Regions from separate parts of the Homo sapiens genome. Here all the other regions are linked to region 2. A link is a contact called in ENCODE Hi-C or POLR2A ChIA-PET data. All regions are on one chromosome and are shown on one strand. Each heading gives the region's core, a stretch centred on a gene start or an enhancer-like site at or near the end of the contact. The rest is flanking DNA. Distances are from core to core; before and after follow the strand shown. Region 1 overlaps TTC9 (tetratricopeptide repeat domain 9). Region 2 overlaps SIPA1L1 (signal induced proliferation associated 1 like 1). Region 3 has its middle 21 kb from the start of PCNX1. Region 4 overlaps RGS6 (regulator of G protein signaling 6).

Region 1 (2,736 bases), core at 124-2,623, 830 kb after region 2:
ACATTTCTATTATCTCAAGTCACCCAGTTTGTGGGACTTTGTTGTAGGCAGCCTTAGGAATAAGCTACCAGAGGCAATCATCATCTCTTCATCATCATCTTCATCATCATCATCACCATCATGGCCAATATTTGTTGAGTGCTTACCTTGTACAGATGCTGGTCTCATTGTTTTACATGTATTACTGATATAATCCTCAGAATACTCCAATGTGGGTACTATTACTGTTTCAATTTTATAGGTGAGGAAGCTGAGGCCCAGAGAGCTGAAGAAATTTCCCAAGTCCACACAACGTGAAAGAGACAAAGATGGGATTTAAGCTGAAGCTGTCTGGCTCCAGAATCCAAGTCCTTCCTAATCTAGTTGTTGGAGGGATTATATAAAATAATGGCCATAAAGTACTTAATGTGGGCTTGGCACATAGCAAGCATGAAAAAAATGTTAGTTAACATTCTTAGAATTCTTTTTAGTCTTGTACCAGTAACATCTGCCTCTGACTTCCCTCAAGTTCCCTTTCATGTATATTTGTCTCTGCAGTTCCTGAGAGAGGGGGCTTTCTGGTAGGCTAGTGACCAGCTCATACAAGCCACATGTCTGGACATGAGAGACCTAGGTGTCCCAGGCAAGAGGAAGCTATGGCAGGCAGGTCTCATGGTGGAGAGCTTCCCCATCCCACAAACAGCCATCTTTGAGTAAACCATGTCCCTTTGAGCTTTCCCTTACCAGCCCTGAGCCACAGGGAGCCACAGGGCTGGGACTAGAGTGATGACACGCCTGGAGGATGACTAAATGGCCTTGAAGAATGATTGAAATTTCGTGCCCTAGGCACCTCCCTCTAATCCCAACCCTGCTGAGCCACCTCGCCTCCATTTAACCACTCAAATATCTAGTAGGCATTGACCAACGGCAAAGTATGTTGCATACTTCGGAGGGAGTACAAAAAAAGAGACAGGAAAAAGGCACCTGTCTGCTTCTTCAAAGCAAATAAAAACAGAGACTTAGGAGGCAAAACTGGTGCTTCTGTTCACAACCCGGCTGGGTGGCTGGGGGAGAATGCTGATGCTCTGTTCCTTCTTTGTGCCCAGACTTTTCCACACTGACAGAAGACACCTCAGGATAGAGACAAGTCACTGATTTCAATCTTCAGGGGTCTAACGTCAGTCATTCTGACCCCTTAAATAACTTCCCAGGTATCAGAATTGCTGAGATTTTTTAAGAGACCAGATTTTTTTTGAGCATTTAGGACCAAAAAACTCCATTCTTTCACAGAATGAGGAGAAATACACAGACTGTCAAGATGAAGGTATGAGAACCAGGAAGTGAAAGAGAATCAGCCCAGATCTAGAAACTGACCTGTCAGGTTTCACTGGCTGCAGGGCAGAAAGCCAAGTCAACAGAAGCAACAGGCTGCTAACCCCCGAGGGCAGCTCTTGTTCACCCAGGACTACAATCTTCTGGTGCACCAGGGGGTCCTTCTGATAAGCTGATGCTACAAGCCCCCCTCCCCTCTCCTCCCTCTCTCTCCATGGTGGGATCTTAGGCCCTTCTGTCCCCTTCCTCACCTGCATGTTGTCGGAGCCTGTGCTGGTGCTTATACAGCTGTACAGAGAGAGAGAGGGGTTTCTGTAAAAAGGTTCCTGGATGTGAACCTCACTGACTGCTACCTGTGTGTGACTTGGCTCCAGCACCTGCTCCCAGAGCTAAAAGCTGTCCTGTCCACAGCTTCCACGCTCCCTGCCTGAAGTCCTCTCTGACCGGGCCTAGCAGCCCTCTTCCCGTCCAGCCCTCCCTCTTTGAACAGACACTTCTGTTTGCTGACCCTGGCAGTCTAGGAAAAGGACCATTTAACAAATAAAAATAAAAATAAAATAAAATAACAGTTTTTGAATGCATAAAATGGTGGTGACAGGGGCAGGGGAAGCAAAGAGGCCTGGAAATGGGGAAGCCTCCCCCTTCCCACAAAGGGTTAAAGGAACCACAGCAATCAATTTCTGGCACTTATTTGGTAAAAATATTTCTAGTTCCCCTGCAGATCCGGTGGGAACTGGCATACCTGGCTGTGGACCAGGGTTCAGACTTTGGGGGAGGCAAGGGAGGCAGGGCTAGGCTGGTTATAGGGTGTGGAGCCTCAGCTGACACCACAGACAGGGCCCAGAAAGATGGAGAAATAGCTGGGCCAAGAGGTAGAATCTGGATAAGAAGTTGGGGTGCTAGGCCAGGACTCTTTTTTTTTTTTTTTTTAAATGGAGTCACGCTCTATTGCCTAGGCTGGAGTGCAGTGGTGCGATCTCGGCTCACTGCAACCTCTGCCTCCTGGGTTCAAGCAATTCTCCCGTCTCAGCCTCCCAAGTAGCTGGGACTACTACAGATGCCCGCCACCATGCCTAGCTAATTTTTGTAGTTTTAATAGAGACGGGGTTTCACCATATTGGTCAGGCTGGTCTCGAACTCCTGACCTCTGGTGATCTGCCTGCCTCAGCCTCCCAAAGTGCTGGGATTACAGGAGTGAGCCACTACACCCGGCCCAGGCCAGGACTCTTAAGGGAATCCAGGGGTGGAGGGGGTGACAGCCAGGCTGGAGGCTGGCCTCAGCGCTACCTGCAGGTGATTTTTAGGCACCTCTCTGCTTTGGGTGGGTGGCTACTGGTACATCTAGTAAGCCCATGGGATAGGTAAGATGGGATGACAGCAGGCACGTGTGAGGGCTGAGGAAGTTAAGACGACGTGGACTGGCTG
Region 2 (2,700 bases), core at 180-2,679:
ATTGTTTCTCTAGAAGTCACATCCACAAAAATAATTGAATTTGTATTGTTCACAAACATAGCAGTAAAACAAGACCTCCCATCTGCCCAAGTAGTTCTTCAACAACTACTTTCGCCAGGTGCAATAGCTCACACCCGTAATCCCAGCACTTTGGGAGGGTGAATGGGGAAAACTGCTTGAGCCCAGGATTCAACACCAGCCTGGGTAACATGGTGAAACCCCATCACTCCAAAAATAAAAAAAACTGGGGGCGTGGAGGGTTTGGGCACCTGTAGTCCTAGCTACTCAGGAGGCTGAGGCAGGAAAATTGCTTGGGCCCAGGAGTTCAAGGCTGCAGAAAGCTACAGAGCTACAGTCACACCACTGCACTCCAGCCTGGGTGACAGAGCAAGACCCTGTCTCTAAAAAAATAAATACCTATGTTTTGGGGGAGGGATAAAGGGGCAGGCACCACAGATATATTCTTTCGATATAAATTGATTTGGAAATTGGAGAACAGTTACATAAGTAAAAGAGATCCCAGATTCTGCCTTCCGGGACAACAAAAAAGGAGGTAAATGTATGAAAATGCCATTTACTGGCTGGGCACAATGGCTCATGCCTATAATCCCAGCACTTTGGGAGGCCACGGTGGGAGAATTGCTTGAGCCCAGGAGTTTGAGACCAGCCTGGGCAATAGAGTGGACCCCATCCCTACATTAAAAAAAAAAAAAAAATCTAGCCAGGCATGGTGGCATATGCCCATGGTCCCAGCTACTTGGGAAGCTGAGATGGATCGCTTGAGCCTGGGAGATTGAGGCTGGAGTGAACCATAATTGTGCCCTGGGCGAGAGAGTGAGCTCCTGTCTCTGAAAAATAAGAGCGGCTTTCACTCACAAATATTCTGACCACTAAAGAGCTACCGCACGGGCCTGGTCCTATCACACAGTCTTCAAGTCTGAAGCAGACAGCAGAGGTTGTTTATATCCAGAGTTTATATTAACATGACCTATATCCAGAAAACTGCTATCTGCCTCAACAGATGTCCACACTATTAAACAGCTCTGTCAAGCTCTTTCAGAATCAAAGATTTTTCTTAAAGAAAAGGAACACACTAAAATTGTCACCTGTAAACCCCACTTCTGGCTCTTTTTTAACAGGGCATCAAGCTGACCCTTTATGCTGTTGGAAAAAAACACGGCTATATTGAAGATTAAAACTTCTAAACTAATAAAAACAACACCACAGTTCTAAATTCTCTCCTGCCTCATCTCCCCTTGAAACTTCAAGCAATCCACACTTGCTCCTTCCTGCCAAATCCTTGCTGTAACTGTGCCATCAGGCTGCTAGCACGAAAAACTGAGTTACTATACCACCCTCTTTGCACTCAGCCCTGGTAGTAGCCAATATTTCCCAACACAGCCAAACAAAGACCTTGTTGTCAAGGACAGGCATCTCGGCCAATGCTAGCTACCGTGGTGCCTCGCCATTACACAGGTTGAAATACAGTCAAATCATTAGGTGACAGAGGGGAGATGGTGCTGACAGACTTGGATTAGCAGAAACAGGACAGCATTTTTCCCACACACGCACAACCCGAACTATAATAAATGAGGATTATCAGGTAAATTCTCATAATTCTCTTCATTTACAATTTACTGAAAATGTAGCCTACAAATGCCAACTCTTCATGTGGGGGGGCGGGGGAAGGGGTGTGTGTGTGTGTGTGTGTGTGTGTGTGTGTGTGTGTGTGTGTGTGTGTGTTTGAAATAAAACATTAAGCCTGAAACGGTGGCTCACGCCTGTAATCTCAGCACTTTGGGAAGCCAAGGCAGGCTGAGCATTTGACTGTTGTTCCAGCTACTTGTGGGGTTGAGGTGGGAGGATTGCTTGAGCCGGGGAGGTCGAGGCTGCAGTGAGCCATGATTGCACCACTGCACTCCAGTCTGGACGACAGAATGAGATTATCTCAAAACAACAATAACAACAACAACAACAACAACAAACAGGTTGCTCCCTAATACTACTGCTTATATTGCTTCTAGAGCACTGATTACAGTTCATATGTCCATATTTGTTTCATTTCTCTTCCACTAAGCCATTAAGTTCCATGAAGATAAGTACAATGTCAGTTTGGAGATATACTGTCCCCAGAACCTAGGCCTGACACATAGAAGGGGCTCAAGGGGAAAAAGAGGAATGAATGATGATCACCAAAAGGAACAACTGTAATTTAAACTTCAGAGAACTGAACCCAAAGATAGCTCAGAGTTTCCAAGAGCCACATTCAGTTTGCTTGAGTATCCTGCTGTAATGAAGGAAAAACAAAACTGAAATTAAAGAGACTCTTGAAAATCAACTGGTAGTTGACATTTCCTTTCCAATGAGTTAGAAATATATTAATAGGTGAATTTAATTTCTTTTTATTTTTAAATATCGACATCCTGTCTGTTTGAAGGGAGGACTCTGAGGATTAAAAAGGGTAACTACTTAAGCACTCAGTGATATACAGAGCATTATAAAATATTAGGATATGATAAATATCATTGCTACTAAGTTAAATAAGCAAACTTCCCAGTATCAGGAACAGGCATCTTCATTCCTATTAAACCCCTACCTTTGAAAATGTTCTCTACGATGTATGTACGATATCAGGTAGCTAAAACTTAAGGTCATCTTTATAAAGAAATTCTACTTTTTATAGATTCAGCATTTATGTTA
Region 3 (2,700 bases), core at 60-2,559, 610 kb after region 2:
GCTTTTGACTTTGACTTCTCTTCTCTCACATGCAAGTAAAGAAAACAATACTGGGTTAACATTTTCTAAGCTGTACAACCTTAGGACAGTGCCATTGGAAGGAAAATAGGCTAGAAATCAGAAAAGATGGGCTTGATTCCAAAGATTTCAGTCAGATCTTTGACGTCAAGATATCACAAACCCTCCTTCTTCAAAGTGCAGGCACTGTCTGTTGGCTCACATCATCCGTGAGCACTTAGAGTTCCTTGAGTAAGAAGTACTGCCTTCTATAAACATCTCTGCATCTGGAGACTTATTCCTGGACATTGCTAATGAGTCAGTGAAAAACCCCAAATGATCTATGTATCAATTCCTGTTTTACACTTTCAGTTTATACAATAAATGAGAAAAAGGGCTAAGCTCAATTTGCTGGAAGTTGACAGTCCATTTTTATTTTGAAATCATTGTTGGTAATTTCATACCAAAGGAGAGGCTTACAGCAAGAGAGTAGAAATGAAAGCAGAAATGAGAAAGCTTATATAGTCTCAATTTCGATGACTCTAAAAACATTGATCAATCAACAATGCAGCTCATCCAGGAAAACCAAAACACTTTGTGGTAGGCAGAATTCTAAGCCCCTAAGGTTTCCTGCCTCTGGGATCTGTGAGCCTTCTCCCACTTACTCAATCAAACAGCAACCTAGATTCTGCTGTGAAGGGATTTTGCAGATGTAATTAAGGTCCCAAGATAGGGAGATTGTCTGGGTGGGCTTGATCTAATAGCACGAGCCCTTTAACTCTGAGTCTGGAGGTCAAAGACAGAAAAAAATCAAAGAGGTTTGAAGCATGAGAAGAATTCAACAAAGGGGAGATTCTCTATTGCTGACTATGAAGATAAAAGGACCAAGTGGTAAGAAATGCGGCAGTTTCTAGGAACTGAGAGTGGCCCCCAGCTGACAGCCAGCCAGGAAACAGGGACCTCAGTCCCCCAACCGCAAGAAACTGAATCTGTGACAACCAGAATGAGCTTCCACAAGGCCCTTGAGCTCCAGATAAGAACACTGCCCAGCTGACATCTTGATTTAGCCCTGTGAGGAGATCAGTGGAGTCACACCCTTCCCAGTTCTGGGGGAAAACCTGTAAAGTAATGAATGGGGAGTTGTTTTAAGGGGATAAATTTATGATGATTTAGTATGCAGCATAGAACTAAAATCCACACTTCCTGAATGGTTTTAAAGCCTCTTAGCCTAACCCTAAGACCAAAACCCAACCTCCTTCAAAGAGAAACCTGCCAACCACTGTGAACCAAATCTATCAGACAAGTCTCTTGTGATTCAAATTATAACCCACGGCCCGACAGCATACATGTGGCCTAAGAAATGCAGCATCTCAGGTCCCATCTGGATCTACTGAATCAAAACCTTCATTTTAACAAATCGCCTGGTGACTTATATACACATTAAAGTGTGAGAAGCACCAGTTAGCATTTTAATGCAGAGCTGGAGATCTGGAATCAGCAAAACCCATGTTCCCAAGCTGGCTCTACAGTTTTACTAGCTATGCGGACTTAGACAAGTTACTTAACCTCTCTGAACTTCTATTAATCGGTAAAATGGAGCAGGTAATAGTACTGACTTTATAGAGTTGTGGTGAGGATTAAATGGGACAGTATGTAAAGTGCTTTAGCCCTGCATTTTGGCCTGTCGTTAGCCTGGCAAACAGTAAGGGCTTAATAAATTGTTGCTTATTATTGGATTGGGCAGTAATAGCATCAATTGAATGTAGAGGGAGCAGGTAAACTGTATCAGTTGGAAACTTGCAGGATCACTGTGGCTGGCATCCTCTGATTAAATATGTTGTCACGCAGCTCCTCAGAGACTGCAAAAGGTTGTGACCTTGGTTTTCTACCTAACACAAGGCTGGGTCAGCCATGCCATTCCATCCCAATGCCTGTAACCATCTGTGTATCCCCCGACCCTCTCCCTTGTCGGTATTTAACCTCACTGGGCTTGACCTCACTTAGCTAATGAGATCTGGCCAGAAACCATGGAGATGGTTGTCAGCAACTCGGGGCAGGTGGTATCCCTGAATACCAATGGCAGCTCAATCCACAGAAAAGATGAAGAGATGTGCCAGGGGCAAAACACAGCCTGTTGAACTGTTTTAACAGAAATCTAAGGTTCTTCTTATTTTTGTTGGAGGGAATGATGGCAATGGTGACAATGGTGTTGGCATTACTGAGTATAAGAATGAATGTATAAATCAACAGTGACAAATGAGTAATACATAAGCCAGAGAGCTTTTGTGATCAATTCTGCAGAGGCCCGTTCCCCCTCCTGGTGGTTTCTCTGTTCTTGGCAAAGACTCCTCTCACTTGCTTTATTTCTCAGCCTGAGCCACAGCAATCTCTATAGTTCAATATAAATAATGAGGGTGATATTGATAATAACAATAGCTCTCATTTATTGAGTGCTCCAAGTGCCAGGCACTCTTCATATATTATTTATACTCCTTATAACAACTCTTTGAGGTAGACATTATTATGTTCCTTTTTAGCCAAGGAAACAGAAGCCTCAGAGAGGTTAAGTGGCTTGCCCAAGTTTACACAGCAGATAAGATAGTCTTGGATTCAAACCTGAGTCTGTTTGACTCTGAAACCTGTGCTTTCTTCGCTTTATCTCCGCAATACAGCTGTCATCCTTGACTGGGCTCTTGGCCCTTT
Region 4 (2,700 bases), core at 191-2,690, 990 kb before region 2:
TTACAGGCTTATAGATGGCTCTCACAGCCAGCCCCCTGTAGGAGCTGGGCTTAAAAGACTCAGTTTATCTGACATCCAATAAATACCAAGACCCAACTTAAGCTCTTGATTCCTTAAGCAATTGGTCATTGCTTTAACGGTAGCATATGGATGAATAAATGTTCACTACTGAGCTGCCTGGTTAGATTTATTCCATATAGATTCCCCATGTGGTCTCCCATCTTCACGGAAGAGTTAAAAAAACAGACCATTTAGTTGATAAAATTGAGTCTCCCATGAGTTAACGGAGTGGAACTAGCTACTGGTGCAGAATGAAGCACACACACCGCTGTGGAAGCCAGGCTGGAGGGGCCAAATATTTTCTTTACAGCTGATTCGATGCAGTTCAGTGGTTGATGGCGTGTGGAGGCGGAACACTTCCCGATGATCCAGTCCCCTCCTGTCTATGCAGCCAGCACCTCAAAGGACACACATAATTTCTTTTCCCCTATAAAGTGAATCTGGGCATTTTATAGCTGAAAGGGGAGCAATTTCCATTTGAATTAATCCAGAGGCTGAAGGCAAAGGTGCATTATGTAGCTTTAAAGGACATTCTTCCTTGATTGACAAGGTCCCGTGGCCACCCCCTGTAAAGCCTTAGCAACGGAACATTTCTTGACATCACTCAAGGGAGGTCTGTTATCTTAGTTATACTCACATGGAGCCTGTGGGTTTTTCTGCACCCCAGTCTAAGGAATAACTACAGTCTAACTCTTGGCATTGAACACATTCGTTAACCATAACCCTGTAACATTTCTTCCCTGTTAAATTAGAAGAAAGTAGTAATATTATTAAAGGAAAACATACCTTTCAGCCACTTTGGACATTTTCAAACAATGTCTGTCGATCTGTGCGTTCAAAAATGTTATCTGGGAAAATAGAGAACACAGATGTTAAGACCAAACTAAAATTATTTTTTTCCCCTCGCTCCACAAACCCAAATCCTGCATTTCCACCAAGATCCAAATACCTCCTCTGGCCAGACATCTCCAACTCCCTCAGCTCTGCCCTCCAGCAAATTACTTGTGCCTCTGGACATCCCTATCATACAAGATTCATATTCTGCAATTTAGCCTTTGTCTCATCTCCTCCTATACTGTGGTGTGATTTAAGTCTTGCTTTCCAAAATTTAAAGGCAATGTATTTTCTACGTAGCTTAGCAACAGCATGGACAGGTGAAATGTGCCCCATAAATACCTGTTTTGAACAATCCCCAGTGACCCCTCCTCTGCCCACCTTTCACAGGCACGTCACACCCATGTCCTTGGCATGCTTGACTGGAATCATCAAATAGCTTTTTTTCTGTGTGGTTTTTTTTTCTTTTTTTCTTTTTTTTTTTTGAGACAGAGTCTCATTCTGTTGCCTAGGCTGGAGTGCAGCGGCATGATCTCAGCTCACTGCAACCTCCACCTCTCAGATTCAAGTGATTCTGCTGTCTCAGCCTCCCGAGTAGCTGGGATTATAGTCACACGCCACCAAGCCCGGCTAACTTTTTTCTATTTTTAGTAGAGATGGGGTTTCATCATATTGGTCAGCCTGGTCTCAAACTCCTTACCTCAGATGATCCACCTGCCTCAGCCTCACAAAGTGCTGGGATTACAGGTGTGGGCCACCGAGCCCCGAGCCCCGCCAAATAGCTTTTTTTTTTCATATATCCATTACCTCTTACCCATCAGATAATAAACTTGTCAAGGGCAAGCACCTCAAAGTTTACTCCTTTGGGTTTTGCCCTCTAGGAACCAGCAAGGCATAATATAAACAGTAGGTTGCTTTGTTACCAGTAAATATCAGAAGGAAGTAATATAATTAGCCATTGTCTGTTGACCTGGGCTGCTCATCATGAAAGAAAATAACATTCAACCAAGTAATGCTGAAATGGCATTGGGAGTAGAGCTTTATTTATTCTTAAACTTTCCTTTCAAATCACAGCAATAAAGTAGACCATCCTGAGCTGGTGCATTCCAATTATAAGGACTGTGTGACATGAGCCCCCTCCTTCCTCCAGCTCCCACAGCGGACTGTGGGAAACCCCATTACAGCAGTTACCCCAAGGCATGGGATGACTCATTTACGCCCTTTTCTAGTAACTGCTGGAGGAACTGGGTAGAGAATTCTTTCTCTCAAGCTTCCGTGGCTTGTTCACACACAGCACTTAAAAGGTTCAATCACCCACAGCTGGGTTCCACTGTGGTTTCCAGGAACTCAAAGCTTGCTCAATCTTCAGAGTTGAACATTTGAAAGGGTTTTTAAACTGGCCACGTCTCCTCCTGAGAGTGCAAGCTGTCAATTCATTCACCTGTTTCCGGATGTCCTCTTTTGTTGTTTTCCTGATTGGTTGGCTGAGTACATGCACCGGGCTCTGTGCCTGGGACTCTTCAGTCACGCCATACACGGACTAGGAGAAGAAGCAAGCACAGAGGATCATCCACCCACAGAATTGGAGGGTGGCTTAGGGGTCAGCTAGTCCAATGACTCATCCAATTTCGTGAATCCCCTCATGACAATAAGAGATTGGTCTCTGCTTTTATTTCTTCAATGATGAGAATGCTGCCTCTTAAGGCATGTCATCTCATCTTTGGGGTACCACTATAACCCAAATCCTATCTTTTATTGGGCTGAAAATAGCCTCCTTGTATCTCAGTGTTTCTCCAAATATGGTCC

What was found. A loop is a pair of places that touch in the nucleus more often than their neighbours do. ChIA-PET counts read pairs that join two places held with the same protein, here RNA polymerase II (POLR2A). Pooled maps may share reads with other maps.
Region 1: a loop to region 2 is called in a map with no recorded cell type, with 3 times the contacts of the local background. The contact joins two enhancer-like sites. A Hi-C loop is called at or near these places in 2 of 37 single-sample maps with no recorded cell type and 2 of 50 pooled maps. POLR2A ChIA-PET finds 5 or more read pairs at or near these places in 1 of 52 experiments (IMR-90).
Region 3: a map with no recorded cell type shows a loop between it and region 2 (2.9-fold over the local background). The contact joins two enhancer-like sites. A Hi-C loop is called at or near these places in 3 of 37 single-sample maps with no recorded cell type and 4 of 50 pooled maps.
Region 4: a loop to region 2 is called in a map with no recorded cell type, with 6 times the contacts of the local background. The contact joins two enhancer-like sites. A Hi-C loop is called at or near these places in 5 of 37 single-sample maps with no recorded cell type and 5 of 50 pooled maps.

Annotation. Positions count from the first base shown.
Region 1 is chr14:70,664,233-70,666,968 of GRCh38, reverse strand. The region is part of intron 1 of TTC9 (tetratricopeptide repeat domain 9); the gene reads right to left. Among named protein-coding and RNA genes, the nearest start is that of TTC9, 24 kb to the right of the region's middle. RefSeq lists enhancers at 1-85, 86-586, 1,084-1,243. Within about 2 kb of position 1,373, at least 19 of the 41 ENCODE cell types and tissues checked have a DNase peak (open chromatin) inside an H3K27ac peak, as active enhancers do.
Region 2 is chr14:71,490,805-71,493,504 of GRCh38, reverse strand. All of the region lies in intron 2 of SIPA1L1 (signal induced proliferation associated 1 like 1), which reads right to left. Among named protein-coding and RNA genes, the nearest start is that of SNORD56B, 94 kb to the right of the region's middle. Within about 2 kb of position 1,429, at least 2 of the 41 ENCODE cell types and tissues checked have a DNase peak (open chromatin) inside an H3K27ac peak, as active enhancers do.
Region 3 is chr14:70,885,125-70,887,824 of GRCh38, reverse strand. No RefSeq gene overlaps it. Among named protein-coding and RNA genes, the nearest start is that of PCNX1, 21 kb to the left of the region's middle. RefSeq lists an enhancer at 212-521. Within about 2 kb of position 1,309, at least 12 of the 41 ENCODE cell types and tissues checked have a DNase peak (open chromatin) inside an H3K27ac peak, as active enhancers do.
Region 4 is chr14:72,476,476-72,479,175 of GRCh38, reverse strand. It overlaps RGS6 (regulator of G protein signaling 6), which reads right to left. Exons shown (of 18, transcript NM_001204424.2): 11 at 2,336-2,434; 12 at 847-908. Among named protein-coding and RNA genes, the nearest start is that of MIR7843, 39 kb to the left of the region's middle. RefSeq lists an enhancer at 2,169-2,378. Within about 2 kb of position 1,440, at least 2 of the 41 ENCODE cell types and tissues checked have a DNase peak (open chromatin) inside an H3K27ac peak, as active enhancers do.